Regions from separate parts of the Homo sapiens genome. Here region 1 is linked to region 2. The links are chromatin loops, found by intact Hi-C in ENCODE. Cell type or tissue: B cell. All regions are shown on one strand. Each heading gives the region's core, and the rest is flanking DNA. Links, peaks and the distances in the headings are about the cores only. Region 1 has its middle 20 kb from the start of PIK3R5-DT. Region 2 overlaps PIK3R5 (phosphoinositide-3-kinase regulatory subunit 5).

What was found. A loop is a pair of places that touch in the nucleus more often than their neighbours do. Peaks named below come from ENCODE experiments on the same cell type or tissue, not always from the same donor. Only the 100,000 strongest peaks of a DNase experiment are listed, where the experiment ranks them.
Region 1: it touches region 2 in a loop (4-fold over the local background); 4 of 110 quality-filtered maps call a loop at or near these places.

Annotation. Positions count from the first base shown.
Region 1 is chr17:8,980,056-8,991,512 of GRCh38, forward strand. No RefSeq gene overlaps it. Among named protein-coding and RNA genes, the nearest start is that of PIK3R5-DT, 20 kb to the left of the region's middle. In B cell, for the core only: CTCF peaks have their summits at 6,495 and 6,696; a DNase peak (open chromatin) is centred at 5,436; H3K27ac peaks cover 596 bases.
Region 2 is chr17:8,929,374-8,940,830 of GRCh38, forward strand. The region is part of intron 1 of PIK3R5 (phosphoinositide-3-kinase regulatory subunit 5); the gene reads right to left. Among named protein-coding and RNA genes, the nearest start is that of PIK3R5, 31 kb to the right of the region's middle. RefSeq lists a silencer at 10,161-10,270 and an enhancer at 10,891-10,960. In B cell, for the core only: no CTCF peak of the experiment used is centred there; a DNase peak (open chromatin) is centred at 6,024; H3K27ac peaks cover 469 bases.

The DNA.
Region 1 (11,457 bases), core at 1,925-9,924, 51 kb after region 2:
GGGCAACTAACTAATCATTGGGGAAAAAATAAGTGTGTTTTCTACTTCAAATCTTTTTTTTTTTCTTTTTTTTTTTGAGATGGAGTCTCGCTCTGTTGCTCAGGCTGAAGTGCAATGGCGCGATCTCAGCTCACTGCAATGGTAAAAAAATTTTAAAAAGTTAAATGCAAAACCAAACTGAAAACCAAGAAAATGAAATTCCCCTAATGAGCAAACATACAAAAACAAAACAAAAAAAACAAGCTAATACACACACATACACATATACTACAAAAAAACAGAAAGAAAGGAGGAAAAAAGAAACAGAAAAAGTGGGGCAAATAGAAATGAAGCCAAAAGTCTGGGAACTAGCCAAAATATATCAATAATCATAATGAAATAAAGTGACCCATTAACAGTCAGAGATTGTTAGATTGAAGAAAACGTACAAAACACAATTAGTTGCGTTTCTTTCTTTCTTTCTCTTTTTTTCCCTTTTCTTTTTTTTTTTTTTTTTTTTTTTTGAGATAGAGTCTTACTGTCGCCCAGGCTGGAGTACAGTGGTGCCATCTCAGCTCACCACAACCTCCGCCTCTCGGGTTCAAGCGGTTCTCCTGCCTCAGCCTCCCGAGTAGCTGAGATCACAGGTGCCTGCCACCACACCCGGCTACTTTTTTTGTATTTTTAGTAGAGACGGGGTTTCGCCATGTTGGCCAGGCTGGTCTCGAACTTCTGACCTCAAGTGATCTGCCCGCCTCTGCCTCCCAAAGTGCTGGGATTACAGGCGTGAGCCACTGCACCCGGCCAGTTGCAGTTTCTAAGAGGTATTTCTAAGGTATGAAGACACAAAAGTGCTGAAAGCCAAAGGATGGCAAAAGAAATACCAAGCGAAAACTAACTAAAATAAAGGTGGTTAGCTGTGTCAATTTCAGATTAAAATAGACAAGTATTATTAGAAGTAGAGATATGATATAGTGATACAGTTTTAACTCATCAACAGATAAAACAAATTTAAACTTATACAAAACTAATTTTAAAAATCTAAATATTACATAAAGCAAGAATTAATAGAACCACATGGAGAAATTGAGAAATTAATCATCATTGTGAGGTTTTGACAAGCCTCTGTGAAATATTAATGCCTCAAAAGAGGCCAGGGGCAGTGGCTCACACCTGTAATCTCAGCACTTTGGGAGGCCAAGGTGGGTGGATCACTTGTGTCCACGAGAAAAGCCTGGCCAACATGGTGAAACCTCGTCTCTACTAACAAATACAAAAATTAGCCAGGCATGGAGGTGCATGCCTGTAATCCCAGCTACTTTGGAGGCTGAGGCACGAGAATCACTTGAATCCAGGAGGTAGAGGTTTCAGTGAGCCAAGATCAGGCCACTGTACTCCAGCCTGGGTGACACAGTGAGAATCTGTCTCAAAACAAAACAAACAAACAAACAAAAGATTTCATCAAAAACAATTAAACTGGATTTGATAATCATATATATAACCCTACACCCAATTATTGAGAAACAGTCATATTCTTCTCAAGCCCAGCTGGAACAGTTACTGAAATAAATCACGGGCAAGGCCACAAATCAAGTCTCAACAAATTTCAGAGAACTGATGTCATGCGGACCACATTCTCTGACCACAGTGCCATAACAAAAATAGTTTTAAATGATAAAACTGGACACTTCTAAATTGCCTCTAGGTCAAAGAAAAATAATCACACTGGAAACATTTTAAAAATACTTAGAACTGAAGCTGGGCACATTGGTGCATGCCTGTAGTCCCAGCTACTCTGGAGGCTGAGGCGGGAGGATTGCTTGAGCCCAGGAGTTTAAGGCTGTAGTGCACTATATGTTGGTACCTCTGAATAGCCACTGTACTCCAGCCTGGGCAACATAGCAAGACCCTATCCCTAAAAATAAGTTAAATAAATACTTAGAACTGAATGACGATGAAAATATTACATATCAAAACTCGTGGGACACAAGTAAAAGCCATACATAGAAGGAAATTTGTGGCCTCTTAAATGCTAATCTGAGAAAAGAAGGCTGAAAATTAATAAACTGTCTAAGAAGTTAGAAAAAGGACAATAGGGGCTGGGCACGGTGGTTCACACCTGTAATCTCAGCACTTTGGGAGGCCGAGGCGGGTGGATCACCTGAGGTCAGGAGTTTGAGGCCAGCCTGGCCGAAATGGTGAAACCCCGTCTCTACTAAAAATACAAAAAATTAGCTGGGTGTGGTAGTGGGCACCTATAACCTCAGCTACTCAGAAGGCTGAGGCAGGAGAATTGCTTGAATCTGGGAGGTGGAGGTTGCAGTGAGCGGAGATTGCACCACTGCACTCCAGCCTGGGTGACAGAGCAAGACTGTCTCAAAAAAGAAAAAAAAAAGGGCAATAGATTAGTCCCTACCTCCTAAAAAAAGGAGATAATAAAAATAAGAGCCATGATTAATGAAATAATAAATATTTGTCAGAACCAAATGAAGCCAAAAAATGGTTATTTGACAACATAAACACATATCTGGCAAGATAGATAAGAAATAGAAAGTACAAGTAAATAATATTAGGGTCAAAAAAGAGACATAACTACAGATGCAGTAGAGATTATGAAAATAACATATAATACTGTGAATAATATTAGGCTCATAAATTTTAAAACTTAGATGAAATGGCCATTTTTTTCCTGGAAAAAAAATAACAAAACCAGCTCATTCCAATTATGTACAAACCCTTTCAGATGACTGAAGAAGAAAGAATAGTCCCCAACTCATTTTATGAGGGCACCATAACCTTGATATCCAAACTAGATAAAGATAGAAGAAATAAAAATTACAGGCCGATTTTATTTGTGACGCTAGATACAAAGATAGGAAACCAAAAATGATTATACATTATGACCACTTGGGTTTAACCCAGGAATGCAAGGGTAATTTGGCAGCAGAAAATTCTATGGTGTCATTCATCATATTAACCGTGTAAGAGTCCGACAGGACGCTTAAAAGGCATTTCATAAAATTATCAGTGTTTGGGGGCGGGGGGGAAATCTCTTAGAAAACTAAGAATAGAATTTCCCTAACCTGAAATAGAGTATTTAGTAAATGCCTATAATAAACACTTAATTTTAACAAAGAAATACTAGGAAGAATCCTATTTATTCGTTTATTTATTTATTTTGAGACAGTCTCGCTCTGTCCCCCAGGTTGGGTTGCAATGGCGAGATCTCGGCTCATTGCAACCTCACCTCCCAGGTTCAAGCGATTCTCCTGCCTCAGCTTCCCGAGTAGCTGGGATTACAGGCACGTGCCACCACGCCCGGCTAATTTTTTGCATTTTTAGTAGAGATGGGGTTTCACCATGTTAGCCAGGATGGTCTCCATCTCCTGACTTCGTGATCGGCCCACCTCGGCCTCCCAAAGTGTAGGGATTACAGGCATGAGCCACCACGCTCGGCCGAAGCATCCTTTTTAATATCAGGCATAAGCTACAACATAGATGAACCTTGTAAACTTTATTCTAAGTGAAACAAGCCAGTTGCAAATCACCCCTGTATTGTGTGATTGCATTTGTATGAAATGTTTGGAACAGTCAAATTCATAAAGACAGAAAGTCAACTGGTGGCTGCTTAGGGATGGTTGGAAAGAAATAGTTAAGTGACTGCTAATGGGCATGGGGTTTGTTTTTGGGGTGATGAAAATGCTGATTGGGGTGATGGTTGCACAACTCTGAATATCCTAAAAACCACTTTAAATGAGTGATTTGTTTGGGATGTAACTTTTTTCTCAACAAAGGTATTTTTGAAAAAGCATGTGAAGAGCAGGGTGTTTCCAAGAGCAGTTAATTTTAAATAAACACATATGGATTCAAAAAAAAAAAGATCAGGCACAAGACAAGGATGTGCCTTGTTACCACTTCTATTCACCATTATATCAGATACCCCAGCCAGAATATTAAGATAACAACACAATTTAAAAACATTGTAAAGGAAGAAGAAAAGGCCATTATTCAAAGAGTATATGCTTGTCTATACAGAAAACTGAAAAGAAGACACAAAGAAATTATTAAAAATAGGCCAAGCACGATGGCTCATGCCTGAAATCCTAGCACCTTGGGAGGCTGAGGCAGGTGGATTGTCTGAGGTCAGGAGTTTGAGACCAGCCTGGCCAACATGGTGAAACCCCGTCTCTACTAAAAATACAAAAATTAGCTAGGTGTGGTGGCTGATGCCTGTAATCCCAGCTACTACGAAGGCTTAGGCAGGAGAATCGCTTGAACCTGGGAGGTGGAGATTGCAGTGAGCTGAGACTGCGCCATTGAACTCCAGCCTGGGCAACAAGAGCAAAACTCCATCTAGAAGGAAAGGAAAGGAAAGGAAAGGAAAAAGGAAAGGAAAGGAAAGGAAAGGAAAGGAAAGGAAAGGAAAGGAAAGGAAAGGAAAGGAAAGGGGGAGGGAGAGAGACAGAGAGAGAAAGAAAGAAAGAAGAAAGAAGAGTGAGCGAGCAAAAGAAAGAAAGAAATTATTAGAAATAAGATTGGCAGTTAAGATAACTGGCTCTAGAATCACTGTACAAAAAAATGGATTCCGTTGCTGTACACCAGCAACTAACAAAATACATATTTTTTTAAATTACAAGATAATTGTTGCAACATAAGCTAGGACAGTAAACATAAAACATTTACAAGACAATATACAGAATACTGTAAAACTTCACTGAAAAACATAGAAATAATTGGCAAGTTATCCCATTTTATGGACAAAATGTATTATAAAAATATCAACTCTCTTCAAACTGACCTATAAGATTCAATGCAATCCTGGAGAAGCACTTCCAAAACGGCAGAGTGGAGACCCCCCAAAATTCATTCCTCCATAAAAGCAGTGAGAACACTGGCAAAAAAAATAAAAAATAAATAAAATAAAAACCTTTTTAGAACTCTGTAAATTAACCAAAAACTTGCAACAATCTCAGGAGCATTTATTCAAGAAAAAATGCTGACTCTCAGTAAGAACAGTGAGTTCTGCAGCATTTTTAACTTCCCCTGTTCTCATCTCCCTCTCCCCAGCTCTGAGGTAGACTTGAAAATCTTACAACCATGGTAGCTGTGCAAAGCAGCAATGTTGCAGCCACTGGAGGAGGCAGGTGGTTTTGGGGCACCCCCAAAGGTCCCATCCCAGAGAACTGTCACTATTTGACTGCGCTGGCAATTCCCTGGAAAAGCCCCATTCACAGATGTTTTTATTTGACCTGACTCAGAGCTTGCCCTACTACTGGAGTATTTGTTGAAAGCAATCAACAGCAATTGTTTAACAGTGCAGCTGCCTCTGGCAAAATCTGGGAAATGAGCTAGGGGGCTTTGGAAAGCTCTGACATAGTCCTGGAGATCTAGAAGAGTAGGCACATGTTCATGCCCGTGAAAGACCTGACAAGGCCCCAGTCTCTCACCTCAAGCTGACCTTCGGCATGTGCTCAAGCAGGAAGTGAAAGTTAAGGCAGAGATGTAAACTAACTAGGGCAATCAGAGTGTTTGTCAACACACACGCACAGTTCCCTGGCAAAGTGCAGGGAGATCAATTGGTTTGGGCATTTAAAGAACCTCTATTTAAACATTAGCTGACCACTAAGCTAAAGGAGCACAGACTTCCTTGGCCACACAAAACAAATAATACAGACTTCATAGAATTAGTACAGGAAAGCCACTAAACAAACTAAACAGTAGCAGCAACAACAATATCAACAAACAGCAGCAACAACAAACGCTGGGAAGGGGGTGTGAATCTGATTTCCAAATGTAAAATGTCCTGTTTTCAACTACAAATTATGAGGCACTCAAAGAAACAGTATATCCCACACACAGGAAATAAAAGTCAATAGAAATTGTCTCAGAGGAAGCCAGATGTTGGACATACTAAATAAAGACTAAATCAGTCTTTATAAACACGTTAAAAGAAAAACATGTCTCATAGCAAAGTATAAGAATGAAGTCTCACCAAATCTGATGCGACCAACCCCAAGAAAAAATCCCAACAAAGTTGTAAGTGGAATTTGCTCAGGTGTTTCAGTACTGTATATGGAAGAGCAAGGGACTGAGAATATACAAGATACTCCTAGGAAGAAGTGTGGCCAGGCACAGTGGCTCACGCCTGTAGTCCCAGCTACTCGGAAGGCTGAGGTAGGAGGTTGAGGCTGCAGTGAGCCAAGATTGCACCACTGAACTCCAGCCTGGGCAACAGAGTGAGACCCTGTCTCAAAAAAAAGGAAGTGGGTGGGCAGAGGTGGTGGTGTGGTTTTTCCTTATGAAGGATCAAAATGCGTCCTAAAGCTATGACTGGGTGGTACTGGTGCAGGTATAGGCAGGTCAGTGGAAATAGATCTGCACATATGTGGAAGTATGATTTAAGACCTAGATGGCATTACAGGTCAGAGGAGAAAGGGGGAGCCCTTTCAATACATGTTGCTGGCATAGTTGATAATTCATATACAAAAATAAAATAGAATCCTTTCTATCTTGTACATAACACAAAATTAGTTCCATATGAATTACACTTTATCAGCTAACGGAAATTTTCTAGTTTGATGAATTTTTATTCTGAACAAGTGTTGAATTTTATCCAGTGCTTTTTCTGCATCTATTGAGATGATCATATGTCTTTTTATCCTTTGTATTGTTTCATGGTGAATTTCATTGGTTGATCTTTTAATATTAAACCAATTTTCCAATCCTAGAAAATACTCCACTTTGTCATATGCATTATCTTACTTGTACACTGTGGGTTGAATTTGTTAACATTTTGTTTAGAACTTTGCATCTATATTCATGACAGAATTTGTCCTGTTATTCTCTCTTTCTGTAACGTCTTTGTCAGGTTCTAGTATCCAGTTATACTAGCCTCACAAAAAGACTTAGAATGTGTTTCCAGCTGGGCATAGTGGCTCACACCTGTAATCCCAGCACTTTGGGAGGCCAAGGTGGGAGTATGGTTTGAGCCCAGGAGTTCAAGACCAGCCTGGCCAACATAGCAAGAGCCTATCTCCATTATTATTATTATTTTTTAAAGTGTTTCCTCTTCCTCTATGCTATTAAAGAGTTTATGTAATATTAGTACTGTTTCTTCCTTAGATGTTTGAAATAATTTATCTGTAACATCATCTGGGCCTAGAGTTTTCTTTGTAGGATTAAAAATTTTTTTACAGCTTTATCGAGATATAATTGATATACAATAAAGTGCACATATGTAAACAGTGCAATTTGAGAACTTTGGCCATACATATAGACCCATGAAAATACATCTCCACAATCAAGATAATGAACGTCCTTTACTCCCAGAAGGTTTCTTGTGGCCCTTTCTAGTCCCTTCCTCCCATCCATCCACTGCCTCTAGGCAACCACTGACCTGCTTTCTGTTACTATAGATTAGTTTTCATTTTCTAGAATTTTAGAATTTTAAATAAATGGAATCATATAGTATGTACTCTTCTTTGTCTAGATGCCTTCATTCATCTTAATTGTTTTGAGATTCACCATGCTGTTGAATGTGTCAAAAGTCCATCCTGGCTGGGTGTGGCGGACCAAGCCTGTAATCCCAACAGTTTGGGAGTCTGAGGCAGGAGGATGGCTTTAGCCCAGGAGTTCAAGACCAACCTAGGCAACATAGTAAGACCTTGCCTCTACAAAAAAAAATTAAAAATTAGCTGGGTGTGGTGGTGTGCACCTATAGTCCCAGCTACTCAGGAGGCTGAGGCAGGAGGATCACTTGAGCCAGCTGAGGAGGTGGAGGCTGCAGTGAGCCATGATCACCCCACTGCACTCCAGCCTAGGCAACAGGGCGAGACCCTCTCCAAAATAAAATAAAATAACTCCATCCTTTTTATTGCTAAATAATATTTTGTTGTATAGATTTACCCTAATTTATCTATTTACCTTTGATGGACATTTAGTTGTTTTTTTTTTCAGTTTTTGTCTATTACAAATAAATCTGCTATGAATATTCATATATAAGTCTTGGCATGAACACATGCTTTCATCTTCCTTTGGCGAATATCTACAAGAAAAATGGCTGATTATGTGGTAGATGTATGTTTAACACTTTAAGAAACTGCCAAACTGTTTTCCAAGCCAGTTGTATTGTTTTACATTCTTACCAATAGGTCTGGGTTCCAAGTGTTCCACCTTCTCACTAACATTTGCTATTGGTACTTAATGTGGATTTACTTTGCATTTCCCCAGTGACTAATGGTACCGAACATCTTTTCATGTGCTTATTTGCCATTGTAGATACTCTTTGGTGAAATGTCTGTCCAAATATGTTTCGGATTTGAGAAAGTCAGAAAAATCTGACTTTGCTGATTTTTCATTCCCCTATTAGAAACCTCTCCCTATGGCAATCCTGACCCTAACTTTGTGCTTAGATTCAGCAAATGTCCTTTGGACCAAAGAGGCTGTTGATCTTGGCTCACCTAAGCAACATTCTTCCTTTTTTTAGTTAATCTAATTTTATTTGCTTTCCCAGATCATTGATGCATTTAAAAATATGATTATTGATATGGTTTGGCTGTGTCCCCACCAAAATCTCATCTTGAATTGTAGCTCCCATAATTCTCATGTGTTGTGGGAGGGACCCAGTTGGAGATAATGAATCATGGGGGCAGGTCTTTCTCATGCTGCTCTTATGATAGTGAATAAGTCTCATGAGATCTGATGGTTTTATAAAGGGGAGTTTCCCTGCACAAATTCTCTTTTCTTGCCTGCCACTATCCATGTAAGATGTGACTTTGCTCCTCCTTTGCCTCCTGCCATGATTGTGAGGCCTCCTCAGCCATGTGGAACTGTGAGTCCATTAAACCTCTTTCCTTTATAAATTACCCAGTCTCAGTTATGTCTTTATTAGCAGTGTGAGAACAGACTAATACAATTATTATAATTTATCTAGTGTTTCAAGCTGTTACAACAGAAACTTATCACTAGTTTCTTGCATTCTACTTTAAAGCAGAAGTTCCTCAGATGGATTAAATACTTAAATGTGAAAAACAAAACTTTAAAACATTGAAAAGAAAATACAGATGAAAAGGCCGGGTGCGGTGGCTCACGCTGGTAATCCCAGCACTTTGGGAGGCTGAGGTGGGCAGATCACCTGAGGTCAGGAGTTCAAGACCAGCCTGACCAACATGGAGAAACCTTTTCTCTACTAAAAATGCAAAGTTACCCGGGCATGGTGGTACATGCCTGTAATCCCAGCTACTTGGGAGGCTGAGGTAGGAGAATCACTTGAACTCGGGAGGCGGAGGTTACAGTGAGCCAAGATCATGCCATTGCACTCCAGCCTGGGCAACAACACCAACGACAACAAAATGTAAAAACACAAACCCCATAGGGCCGGGCACGGTGGCTCACGCCTGTAATCCCAGCACCTTGGGAGGCCGAGGCGGGCGGATCACGAGGTCAGGAGATCAAGACCATCCTGGCTAACACGGTGAAACCCTGTCTCTACTAAAAATACAAAAAAATTAGCCAGGCGTGGTGGTGGGCGCCTATAGTCCCAGCTACTCGGGAGGCTGAGGCAGGAGAATGGCGTGAACCCGGGAGGTGGAGCTTGCAGTGAGCCGAGATCACGCCACTGCACTCCAGCCTGGGCAACAGACCAAGACTCCATCTCAAAAAAAAAACACACACACACAAAAAAACCACAAACCCTAAACTTGGAGAATATGTTTCCAACACATATAACTGACATTTAACACCCCAAATAGATAAGATACTCTTATAAATCAATAAGTTAAAGAAAACATCTGAGTAGAAAATAGGCAAAAGACATAAACTTGCATTTCACAGAAAAAAAATTCATAGCCAATCAACTTATAAAAAGATGCACAATCTCATTAGTAATCTACAAGTTGAAACCACAGAAGTTCAGAGAGTGGCAGTCTCTTGGAAAGGGGTAGCATTATGATCAGGGAGAAGTCCATGGCAGGCTTGTTGGGAGAGGGAGTGGCATTTTATTTCCTGGTGGTCATTCCAAATTTTATAATTATTTATTAAACCATACATGCATGCTATGTGCCCTTTCTAAATGTATTTGCAGTCTACAGTAAAAAGAATTTTTAATGTTCTTTAAAAGTAGGCATCTTTTGGCCAGACGCGGTGGCTCACGCCTGTAATCCCAGCACTTTGGGAAGCTGAGGCAGGCGGATCATGAGGTCAGGAGATGGAGACCAGCCTGGCTGACACGGTGAAGCCCCGTCTCCACTAAAAATACAAAAAATTAGCTGGGCATGGTGGCACGAGCCTATAGTTCCAGCTACTGGGGAGGCTGAGGCAGGAGAATCGCTTGAACCCAGGAGACTGAAGTTGCGGTGAGCCAAGATTTCACCACTGCACTCCAGCCTGGGTGACAGAGCGAGACTCCATCTCAAAAAAAAAAAAAAAAAAAAAAAAAAAAGTAGGCATCTTTTTTCTTTATATCAACATACACAATGTTATACGCCTCTTTGACCTAGAAACCATTTTGTTTCCTGAAGGTGATACTGCCTAGTTCTAGTAGACTCCACCCTGGCTCACCATAGTATTTTACCATTTTTTTCAAAAGGCAAACTCACTGACAACATTTGTTGCCCGTTGGGAGAAGTCCCGCTGCCTCCCCAGTGCACCAACATCAGCAGGATTTAGGGGTTCTGAATAAGGATGCCTCTCAATTCAAACCACTGGGTCAACAGATAATCAGTCTAAGGTAAAACATTGTCGTTGTCACCCATCCCCAGCCCAACTTTCCTTGGTTCTGGGCTGTTCTGAATCCCACAACTGCAGAGCCTGCCTTGGTGGCAGAAGAAGATTTGATTAAACCTGCTCCTTCTGAGGCAGGGTCTTTCACCATTTTTAAGTCATGGACCCCTTTGGCAGCCCAGTAAAGCCCATGGACCTCATTTCAGGATAATGTTTTATTTTTTTTGTTTTGTTTTGTTTGCTCAGGCTGGAGTGCAGTGGCGGGATCTCAGCTCACTGCAAGCTCCGCCTCCCGGGTTCAGGCCATTCTCCTGCCTCAGCCTCCCGAGTAGCTGGGACTACAGGCGCCCGCCACCACCCCCGGCTAATTTTTTGTATTTTTAGTAGAGACAGGGTTTCACCATGTTAGTCAGGATGGTCTCGACCTCCTGACCTCGTGATCCGCCCACTTCGGCCTCCCAAAGTGCTGGGATTACAGGCGTGAGCCACCGCACCCGGCCAGATTAATGTTTTAAATCTGTAAAACAAAATAAGCAGGATTATAAAGGAAACCAATTATACCGTAACAATTATATTACAGCTTTAACATAAATAAATCAAATTGGAAATCTAGTAATAAATGTGCTTCTTTATTAATGCATTAAATAACACGATCTCGTGGCGGAACTAATAACTGGCATAATTTCCAAATAGCGACAGATGCAAATGACATTTTGAGTTACCTCCAACTGCTGTAATGTGATGTAAAAAATACCTGTA
Region 2 (11,457 bases), core at 1,679-9,678:
GCAAGCATTAATTAAAAGAAAGCAGCAATGGCTATATTAATATCAGATAAAGTGGAGCTCAGAGCAAAGAGAATTACCAGAAGCAGAGAGGGACATTATATAATGACATAAGGTCAATTCACTAAAAGACACAGCAAACCTAAATGTGTTCACACCAAAAAGATATGTGAAGCAAAAACTGAGAGAACAGAAAGAAAACATAGACAAACTCATAATTATAAGTGGGGACTGCCACAGTGGAATGCTATACAGCCAAAAAAAGAGAACAAAATCATGTCCTTTGCAGCAGCATGGATGAAGCTGGAGGCCATTATCTCAAGGAAATTAAGGCAGAAACAGAAAACTGAATACCACATGTTCTCACTTTTAAGTGGGAGCTAGGCTATGGGTTTGCAAAGAAATACAGAGTTGTATAACGGACATTGGAGACTCAGAATGGGGGAGACATGGAAGGGGGTGAGGGATGAAAAACCAACTACTGGGTACAATGTACACTACTCAGATGGTGGATCCACTAAAATCCCAGACTTAACAACTATACAATTCATTCATGTAACCAAAAACCACCTGTACCCCAAAAGCGATCGAATTTAAAAACAGTAAAAAACAAGAAATAATCGGAGACTTCAGCATCCTTCTCTCAACCACTGATAGAACAACTGTAAAGAAAATCAGCAAGGATGCATAAGAATTCAACAACACTATCAGTCAACAGGATCTAATAAACATGTTAGAGCACTCCACCTAACAACAGCAGAATACACATTTTTTTCAAGTACTTACGGAACATAAACTAAGATAGATCATATCTTGGGCCTTAAAACAACCAAACTTTCAATTACTTAAAAATAACTGAAATCATACAGAGTGCATTCTATGACCACAATGGAATCAAACTAGCAATCAATAATAGAAAGATCACAGAAAAATCTCCAAATACTCAAAAACTAAACAAACTTCTAAATAATTCATGGGCCAAAGAGGAAGTCTCAAGAGAAATCCAAAAATTCACTGAAGGAATGAAAATGAATGTACAATGTATCAAAATTGGTGGGATACAGTTAAAGTAGTTCAGAGAGAGAAATTTATATCACAAAATAACATATATTAAAACTGCTGTATGGCCCAGCAATTGTGCTCCTGAGCGTTTATCTCAAAGAAAGGAAAACTTATGTTCATACGAAAACCTGTACATGAATGTTTATAACAGCTTTGTTCAAAATGGCCAAAAACTGAAAACAAACTAAATGTCTTTCAATTTAGAATATGGTTCGACAGACTATGGTCCATCTATACTATGGAATATTATTCAGCAATTGAAAGGAAATAACTATTGATACACACAACAACCTGGGTTAACTTCCGGAAAATTATGCTGAATAAAAACAAAGTCAATGCCAAAAGAATGCGTAACATATTATTTCATTGCACAATACTTTTGAAGTGACAAAATTATAGAAATGGAGAACATATTGGTGGTTGCTAGGGTTAGCATTAGGGCAGGTGCAGGAGGGAAGTGGGTGTGGCTAAAAAAGGGCAACATGAGGGATCCTCGTGGTGATAGCAATATTCTATATCTTGACTGTATCAAGGTCAATATCCTGGTTGTGATATTGTCGTATTTGTTTTGCAAGATGTTACCATTGGAGCAAACTGAGAAAAGGGTACAAAGGATCTCTCTTTATTATTTCATAGAATGACATATGAATCTACGATTTATCTCAAGATGTAAAAGTCTAATTAAAAAACAAAACTTAAAAGCCTTGTACAGATAAGTTTAAAATGTTAAAATATAAGCTTTAAAACTACCTAGAATAACCACTACCAATAGTCTGATCTTTATCCTTCTAAAAACTTTATTTTTTAAAATCCCACAGATCATACTCAAATAGATTTATCTCATAAAAGAGGTGATATTCGAGAGTCCACCCAAAAGAAGGGGTGCTTTCACCATCAGATGAGAAGGGATAATTGGCACTGGACTAAGCCTCCCTCCATGAACAATTATAAGACTACCCAAAACAGCTGAAGCAACTGTTTATAGACACTGGGCAACAGGCAAGCACAGGACTGTAATCCCTCAGGGAAGGGAAACACACAAGGGGAGCCTCTTGATTTCGCTGGGTTTCTGCTGGAAGGCACTTCCGTTGTTTGAAGCATAGAGGTAGAATGCAAGCAGAGTACAGGGGGCTTTCCGAGTTGAGGAGACAGAAATTGGAGTTTGGAACTCTACAAATGGCTGGACTGTGTGGGGCAAGGAACTGGAAAAGAGGGAAACGTGAAAAAGAAGAGCTCAAGAAGACATTAGCTGAATACTAAGCTGTGCAGGGTAAGACCTCATGAAGCCTGGCAGAAACAGCTACTGGAAAGCCTGGAGTTGAACAGAGGTTCTAGAAGTTGCACAGTGCTGGGAGACATTGGATTTCCAATCAGCCAGGGTGGAGGAACTTCACTGGATACCTCAGTCATTCATCTGAGATCCTAGGAAGGTAATTCTTGACATCTAGACATCCATTAAATTTTAAGAAACACTTGAAAGGATCCTGCTTATCCACCTATAAATTAACTGCCTGGCAGAATACAATTCTTTAAAGAAAAACAAGAAAATCCAGACGCTCAACAGTGTGGCATCCATAATGCCTAGAATACACTGAAAAAATTACTAGACAGATGAAGATGAAGAAAAATGCAATTCATTACTAGGGAAGTAATTCAATGAATAAAAACCAAAGAGAGTAGGTATGTTGAAATTAGGAGGCAAAGACTTTAAAACATCTATTATAAATATGTTCAGAGATTTCAAGGAAAAATGGACAGAGCAAGTTAACAGATGGAGAAATCTCAGAAGGGAATTGGAAACCTTTTTTTTTTTATTTTTGAGACAGAGTCTCATTCTGCTGCCCAGGCTGGAGTGCAGTGGCGTGATCTCGGCTCACTGCAACCTCTGCCTCCCAGGTTTAAGCAATTCTCCTGGCCTCAGCCTCCCAAGAAGCTGAGATTACAGGCATGCACTACCATGCCCAGCTGATTTTTGTATTTTTAATAGAGACAGGGTTTCACCATGTGGGTTAGGCTGGTCTCGAACTCCTGACCTCCGGTGATCTGCCCACCTCGGCCTCCCAAAGTGCTGGGATTACAGGTGTGAGCCACCGCACCCGGCCTGGAAGCTATTTTTAAAAGAACCAAATGGAAATCTATTACCAAAAGGAAACACAATCTCTGAAAAGAAAAGTTCATTGGATGGACTGAATAAAAGACTGGACACTGCAAGAATAAGATCAGTGAACTTAAACGATAGAAACCATTCAAACTAAAATATAGAAAATAAAAAAGGTTTTCAAAATATGAACAGAGCCTCAGTGACTTCTGAGCACAACCAAAAGTTCTAATAGATATGTAATTGATGTCTCAAAAAGAGAGAAGAAAGAAAATGGGTGCAGAAAAAAATATTTTAAGAAATAATGGCCAAAATGTTCCCAAATTTAATAAAAAATATGAACCCATAGATCTGGGAAGCTCTAAAAACCCAAGAAGGATACGTGCAAAGAAAACCAGACCTAGGTATATCATAGTTAATTGCTGAAAATCAAAGATAAAGAGAAAATCTCAAAAAGCAGCCAGAAGAAAAAGACACATTGTATGTAGAAAACAACGAGAAAAACTACTGACTTCTTAGAAACAACACAAACTAGGATAGAGTGATATACATCTTTATAGTGCTTAAAGAAAAACAAAACAAAAAAAGGACTTTCAACCTAAAATTCTATATCCAGTGGAAATATTCTTCAAAAACAAAAGTTAGGAAACTTAATGGTGTGATTGAAATGTTTTATATATTGTTAGGTCTGTGGATGACATGGATGTACACATTTGTCAAAATTGTACAGTTAAATTTTTTACATTTTAATGTTTGTAAATTTTTCATGAAAAGAACTATAAAAATAATCAAAGGGTTGGGAAGTGAAGAAAGTTATAGGTAAAACAATATTTTTAAATAATGAAGATAAAGACATTTGAAGACAAAAAGATGCTGAAAAGATGGTCACCAGCAGACATGTATTACTAAAAATGCTTTTTAAAAAGCTATTGTATCAAACCTTTAAGAAAGAAATAATATCAATCTTACTCAAATTCCTTCATAAAATAGAGGAAGAGGAAACACTTCCCAATTCATTGATGAAACCAGCATAATCCTGATGTCAAAACCAGACAAGAACACTACCAAACAAAGAATAGTACAGATCAATATCTCTCATTTTACATTTCAAGATGCAAAAATTCTTATCAAAACAATTAAAAATGAAGTCTAGAAATATATAAATATAATCATTTCCGAAATAAGTAAAAATATATAAAAAGACCAAATGGGACTTACCCACTTGGAATGCTGTACTTGGAAAGTTGTTGTACTGAAAGTCATTGTACTGAAAGTCAACTTTCAAAAATTAATGTAATTCACCACATTAATAAAGAAGAGTGAAAAAAAATCACATAACTACTTCATGAATGCATAAAAAGCCTTTGAAAAAACTCAACCCCCGTTTATAAGAACCCTCAGTAAGAGGGAACTGCTCAAACTTATAAAGAGCATCTATGAAAAATCTACAGTTAACATCATACTTAAAGGTGAAAACTGAACGCTTTTCACCTACTATTGGGAGCAAAGCAAGGATGTCTGTTCTTACCTACTCAACATTGTTCTGGAGGTCATAGCCATTGCCATGAGGCAAGGAAAAAACACGTATATATCAGGGAGGAAGAAGTAATGCTGTCTTTACTCTGAGATGACATGACTGTATACTTAGAAAATCCTAAGGAATCTATTAAAAACTACCATTAGCGAATTTATCAAGGTTACAGAATACAAAGTCAGTATTTAAAAGTCAATTGTACTTCTACATATTAATAACTACCAATTTGAAAGTGAAGTTTTTAGAAACACCATTCATAATAGCATCAAAAAGCCAAAATTCTTAGGGAATTTACCAAAGAATGTGGAAAACCCCCACCATTAAAACTACAAGACATTGCTAAGATAAATCAATGAATACGTGGAGAGATATGCCACATTTATGAGTCAGAAGACTCAATATTGATATTATGTCAGTTTTCCTCCAAGTTCATCTATGGATTCAATGCAATCCCAGTCAATATCTCAGCAAACTTTAAAAAATAGAAATGAATAACATGCCTTCGGTATATGGAAATACCAAAGACTTAAAATAGCTAATACAGTTTGGGAAAAGGACAAAGTTGGACGACTCATCCTATCTGACTTCAAGATTTGCTCTAGGGCTACAGTAATCAAGACAATCTGGTACTGACGATTTAAGCACACGTAGATCAACACAATAAGTCGTATCATGGGTTTTTAAACATAAATAGAACCATAGTATACATGTTGTTCTATGCACGGTTGTCCCTGAGAAAGCATATCTGATTACATCATTCTCTCCCAGCCCTCTGAAACCTTTCCTTTGGGTTTTCATTGCCTTGAGTCAAAACTCAAGCCCATAACATGGCTCACTGGACCCCAAGAGTTCTGTGCCCTTCTTCTCTAGTCAGTCTCAAACCTCTACCTTTCCTCTCCATAAAACTTCTTCCTGCATGTGCTGCCTCTGCCTGAAACATTTCCACCATGTTCCCCTGTTTCTGATGTGGATCTTAATATGCATTCTTCTGTCTTCCATTTCCAGGTCACTTCTTCAGGGGAGATCTTCTGACCTCCAGGCTTGGCTGGATGTCCACCCCCACCCTTTCAGCTCCCAGAGCATCTCTGCTTCCACTGTGCCTGCGTTATAACTGCCTATTTCTCTAGCGGGCTTTCAACTCTGACGTCAATGTCCCATCTAACATAATGGTTCTAACCCCAGTGCCTGGCACAGGGTCTGGGCAGATTCTCCCTGGAAAGTTACATGAGTGTGCAAACGAAAGCCCCGCCCAAATATAGGCCCATGATGTTATGACCATATGAGCAATAGGGGATATTCCTCTGGCTTCAAGGGGAAATCACGTCTATTGCAACGTCCCAGTGAGTCAGTCTTCAGAGGTGTTGAACGAGTCGTTTTTGGCCACCCACAGTGTGGGCAGGTTGCCTGGGAGACCTGCTTCCTTCCTTGTTTCCTCTGCCAGAGGCCAAAGGAAGAGATTCAGGTCAGAACCCAAGCTTCCCCGGAGCTGTTCCTAAGACCTCAGAGTACAAATACAGGATAATTTATATTTCTATTAATTTATTTCTTTCTGTACATTGTGCTCTCCCCTCACCCTATCCCCATGCTAAATAAGAAGGCAACCATCCTGAGGAAGGTTTGTGGCAGGAAAGTGAACAGCTCTGAGCTCCCGGACAGCTCCTGGCAGGATGGGGCTTGGCATCGGATTTCAGTCAACATAAGAAGACAAGGCCACGCATGGTGGCTCACGCTTGTAATCCCAGCACTTTGGGAGGCTGAGGCGGGCGGATCACGAGGTCAGGAGATCGAGACTATACTGGCTAACGCAGTGAAACCCGATCTCTACTAAAAATACAAAAAATTAGCCGGGCGTGGTGGCGGGCACCTGTAGTCCCAGCTACTCGGGAGGCTGAGGCAGGAGAATGGCGTGAACCCGGGAGGCGGAGATTGCAGTGAGCTGAGCTTGCGCCACTGCACTCCAGCCTGGGTGACAGACCGAGACTCCATCTCAAAAAAAAAAAAAAAAAGGAGACAATGTTTATTTCTATTTCTTTTATAGACTTTAATTCTTAAAGTAGTTTTAGGTTTATAGAAATATTAAAGTACAGAGAGTTCCTATATACTCCCTCTCCTTCCTCCTCCCACCCACAGTTTCCTCTATTATTAATATCTTCCATTAGTGCGGTTCATTCGTTAAAATTAATAAACCAATATTGATACAAGAGTAGTCACTGAAGTCCACAGTGTGCGTTAGGGTGCACTCTTTGTGTTGTACAATTCTATGAGTTTCTCCAAATATATAATATCAATACACATTACAGTATCACAGAATATTTTCACTGCCCAGAAAATCCCCTATACTCCATCTATTCATCCTACTCCCTCCAGCATCTGGTAGCCATTCTTCTTTTTTACTGCTTCCATAGATTGGCCTTTTCCAGGACATCACATAGTTGGGATTATACAGTATGTAGTTTTTTTCAGATTGGCTTCTTTCATTTAGCAATATGCATGCACTTAAGATTCTTTCATGTTTTTTCATGGCTTGATAGCTCTTTTCTTTTTCCCACTGAATAATATTCCATTGTATGGATGCACCTTTATAGTAAGTCTTACAAGTCTCTATAGCAGGTCTTAGTAAGTTAGTAATGTCAGTCTTCTGACTTTGTTCTTCTTCAATGTTGTGTTGTTTATTCTAGGTCTTTTTCTTTTCATATAAGTGTTAGAATGAGTTTGTCAATATTCACAAAGTAATTTATTGGAGTCTTGATAGAGATTGCATCGAGTCTAGAGATAAAACTAAAAGAACTGACAGCTTAACAATAGTGAGTCTTTCTATACATGAACATGGAATACCTCTCCATTTATTTAGATTTCTGTAGATTTTTTTATCCATTTTATTGTTTTCTCATATAAATCTTGTATATATTTTGTTAGATTCATATCTGATTATTTCATTTTTTGGTGCTAGTGTAAATGGTATTGTATTTTTAATTCAAATTCCAATTGTTCATTGCTGGTATATAGGCAAGCACTTGACTTTTGTGTATTTATCTTGCACTCTGAAACCTTACTATAATTGCTTAGTTCCAGGAATGTTGTTTTTTGTCATTGTTGATTCTTTGGGATTTTATACATAGACAATCATGTTATTTGGTGAACAGAAACTTCCTTCCCAATCTGTATACCTTTCATCTCCTTTTCTTATATTTTTGCTTTACGTAGGACTTCCAGTACGATGTTAAATATGAGTGGTAAGTGAAGACATCTTTGCCTTGGTCCCAGTCTTAGGGGGAAAACATCTAGTTTCTCACCATAATGTTAGCTGTACGTTTTCTGTATAAGTATTTATCAAGCTGAAGAAGTTCCTCTCTATTTCTAGTGTGATGAGAATTTTTATCATAAATGGGTATTGGACTTTATCAAATGTTTCTTCTGTATCTAGTTTTATGATTTTTCTTCTTCAGCCTGTTGATGTAATTAACTACGTTAGTTGACTTTCAAATATTGAATCAGCCTTGTATATCCAGAATAAATCCCTCTTAGCTGTGATCTATAATTCTTTTCGTGTATCGTTGGATTCAATTTGCTAATGTTTTATTGAGGATTTTTACACCTATATTAATGAAAGATATTGATCTGTAGTTTTCGTTTTTTGTAATATTTTTGTCCGGTTTTGGTATTAGGTAATGCTGGCCTCATAGAATGAGTTAGGAAGCACTCCCTCTTCTTCTATTTTCTGGAATGGACTGTAGAGAGTTGCCATCATTTTTTCTTTTGTGTGTGTGTGTGTTTCACTCTTGTTGCCCAGGCTGGAGTGCAATGGCACAATCTCGGCTCATTGCAACCTCCACCTCTTGGGTTCAAGTGATTCTCCTGCCTCAGCCTCCTGAGTAGCTGGGATTACAGGCACCTGCCACCACACCCAGCTAATTTTTTGTATTTTTAGTAAAGACGGGGTTTCACCATGTTGGCCAGGCTGGTCTTGAACGCCTGACCTCAGGTGATCTGCCTGCCTCAGTCTCCTAAAGTGCTGGGCTTCCACATGTGAGCCACCGCACCCGGCCATTTTTTCTTTAAATGTTTGGTAGAATTCACCAGTGAAACCATCTGGGCCTGAAACTTTTTTGTTTTGGAAGATTATTGATTCAATTTATTTAATAGATATAGGCCTATTCAGATAATCTACTTCTATTTGTATGAGTTTTAATAGAAATAAGAAATTATTCCATTTCATCTAAGTTAGCAAATTGGTGGGCATAGAGTTGTTCATAATATTCCTTTATTATCTTTTCAATGTCCATAGGTTTGGCAGTGATTTTTACTTTTTTTCTTGAGCTGTAATTCATGTAACGTAAACTCAACATTTTAAAGAATACCCTTCAGCGGCTTTTACTATACTCACTAAGTATGTAACCATCACAACTATCTGATCCCAGAATATTTTCATCGCTCCAAAAAGAAACCCTATACCTATTAGCAATCACTCTCCATTCTCCCTCCCCTTATCCTCTGGCAACCAGTCATCTACTTTTTGTCTTTATGGGTTTGCTTATTCTGGACAATTCATATAAATGAAGTCTTATGATATGTGGTCTTTTGCATCTGGTTTGTTTCACTTAGTGCATGTTTTCTAGGTTCATCCATGTCGTAGTATGTAACAGTACTTACTCCTTTTTATGACTGAGTAATATTTCACTGTGTGGACATACCAAGAATTTCTCAGATACACTTGAAGCATTTCAAGTATATATTTGTAATTTTATTTCTCAAATGCTTGAATTTATGGACCAAGATTCATATTGGATACATGGGAGCTACTTGCTCAGAGCAAAAGAAAAAGATGAGAGACAGTATCCAGGTATGACCCAAGTTTACCTTTCTACATGAGGGACAGTAAGAAATGAACGTAGCCTGGAGTTTCCTCTGTAAAAAGAGAATCCTGCTTGAGTCTTGTGGGCTTACATAAGCTGGTGCCACCGCCATCAGCTACTACCCACAGTGAGTTCCTACTACCTGTCAGCTGCTGGAAGAGGCAGGCACTTTCACATGGGACAATCCTTCCAGGTGGTCATTCTTCATCTCTGTTTTACACATAAGGAAACGATGGCTCTGAGAGATAAAGTCACTTTCTCAGGATCTGCAGCAAGTGAGAGCAATGATGCTAACTCAGGCCTGCCGAACACCAAAGCCCTCCCCAGCTGTCAGGTAACACCTCGAATTCTCTACCCAATTGCTCCAGCAGTAGGAATTCCTAAACTTTTTTGCACCATGGGACCATTCAGCAGTCTGACATCTACAGACCCCTCTTCAGAATAATGCTTTAAATGCATGAAATAAAATACACAGAATTGCAAAGGAAATGAGTTACACTGAAATACAATGGTCAAACTATTTTTAAATCATCAGATTTATGAAATGGGAGTATACGTTCTTCTCATTAACACATGAAATAATAAAAGCCCAGCAGTGAGTCTAATCACTGTGATCACCTAAACGTAGTAAAGAGCATGAATGACATTTGAGGTATCTGCAACCTCAAAGTGACACGAAAACATCTGGATTTCTGTTGGTGACAAAGTCACAGGTGCTACTGATATGACTGTGGTTTTTGCCTACGTTCAAATGCGAACTTCAGTTACAGGTGAGTGAAAATAACGATGCCACGTGTTCTCCATCCAAGTTCACGGATGCCTGGCTGAGAATCTCTGCTCCCCAGAAGCTGTGCAGCCAAGAGGAATGGGAACGTGGCCCCTCCCTCTCCCAGGGACTGTCATTGCCTTTTGATATTCATGTATTCTGGAGTCCTGGTGTGAGAAGGGGTCACCTTCCTGCCCCAATGTCCTTCCCTACTCCAGAATTCCTCAAATCTGCGTATTTCTGGAAAGCTCCAAATAGAGTGTTTCAGTTCTCATGGTGGTCCCCATCTCAGCTTAGTCTTACACATCTCTCTCAGGACAGTTTAATTCCTTTTAAAAACAACCCCCAGAGAGCTGCGGGGAGTTTCTAATCTCTCATATCAGGCTTCTTGTATGACTTCACAAGGGCAGCCCCTAAGCCTGCTTCCCCTGGGAGATGGGGGCCTGGCTGAAGGTGTGGTGTCAGAGCCTCCTGCATTGATGAAAACCCAGGAGCAGAGCCCAGCAGGGAAGAGCCCCCAACCTGGGGCAAGCAGCTGGGCACGTGGGAGGCCCTGCCCTTCTCACCTCACTGGGGCCTGTTTAGGGAATGGAGAACCTCTCTGGACCTGTTTACTTGACCATAAAATGGGAGAGGAGTCTCTCCACCGTGGTACATTATGAAGTTCAGAGCTGCTGCAAGAAGGCTTAAGAACAATCCCAAAGCAACCACCGGCCATCCTCAAGAGCTCATCCCTGACAAGATGGGACCCAGGAAAACTCACGAAGGGACGCCAGCAAACAGCAGCCTTGTAACACTTTCCTGAAGATCCCATACACAAAACGACCACAGTTCCCAGCCTCCTGCCTGCTAAGGTTTTTTTGTTTGTTTGTTTTTTGTTTTTGTTTTTGTTTTTAGAGACAAAGTTTTGCTCTTGTTGCCCAGGCTGGAGTGCACTGGTGCAATCTCGGCTCTGCAACCTCCGCCTCCCAGGTTCAAGTGATTCTCCTGCCTCAGCCTTCCGAGTAGCTGGGATTACAGGCATGAGCCATCATGCCTGGCTAATTTTTGTATTTTTAGTAGAGACAGGGTTTCACCACGTTGGCCAGGCTGGTCTCAAACTCCTAACCTCAGGTGATCTGCCTGCCTCGTCCTCCCAAAGTGTTGG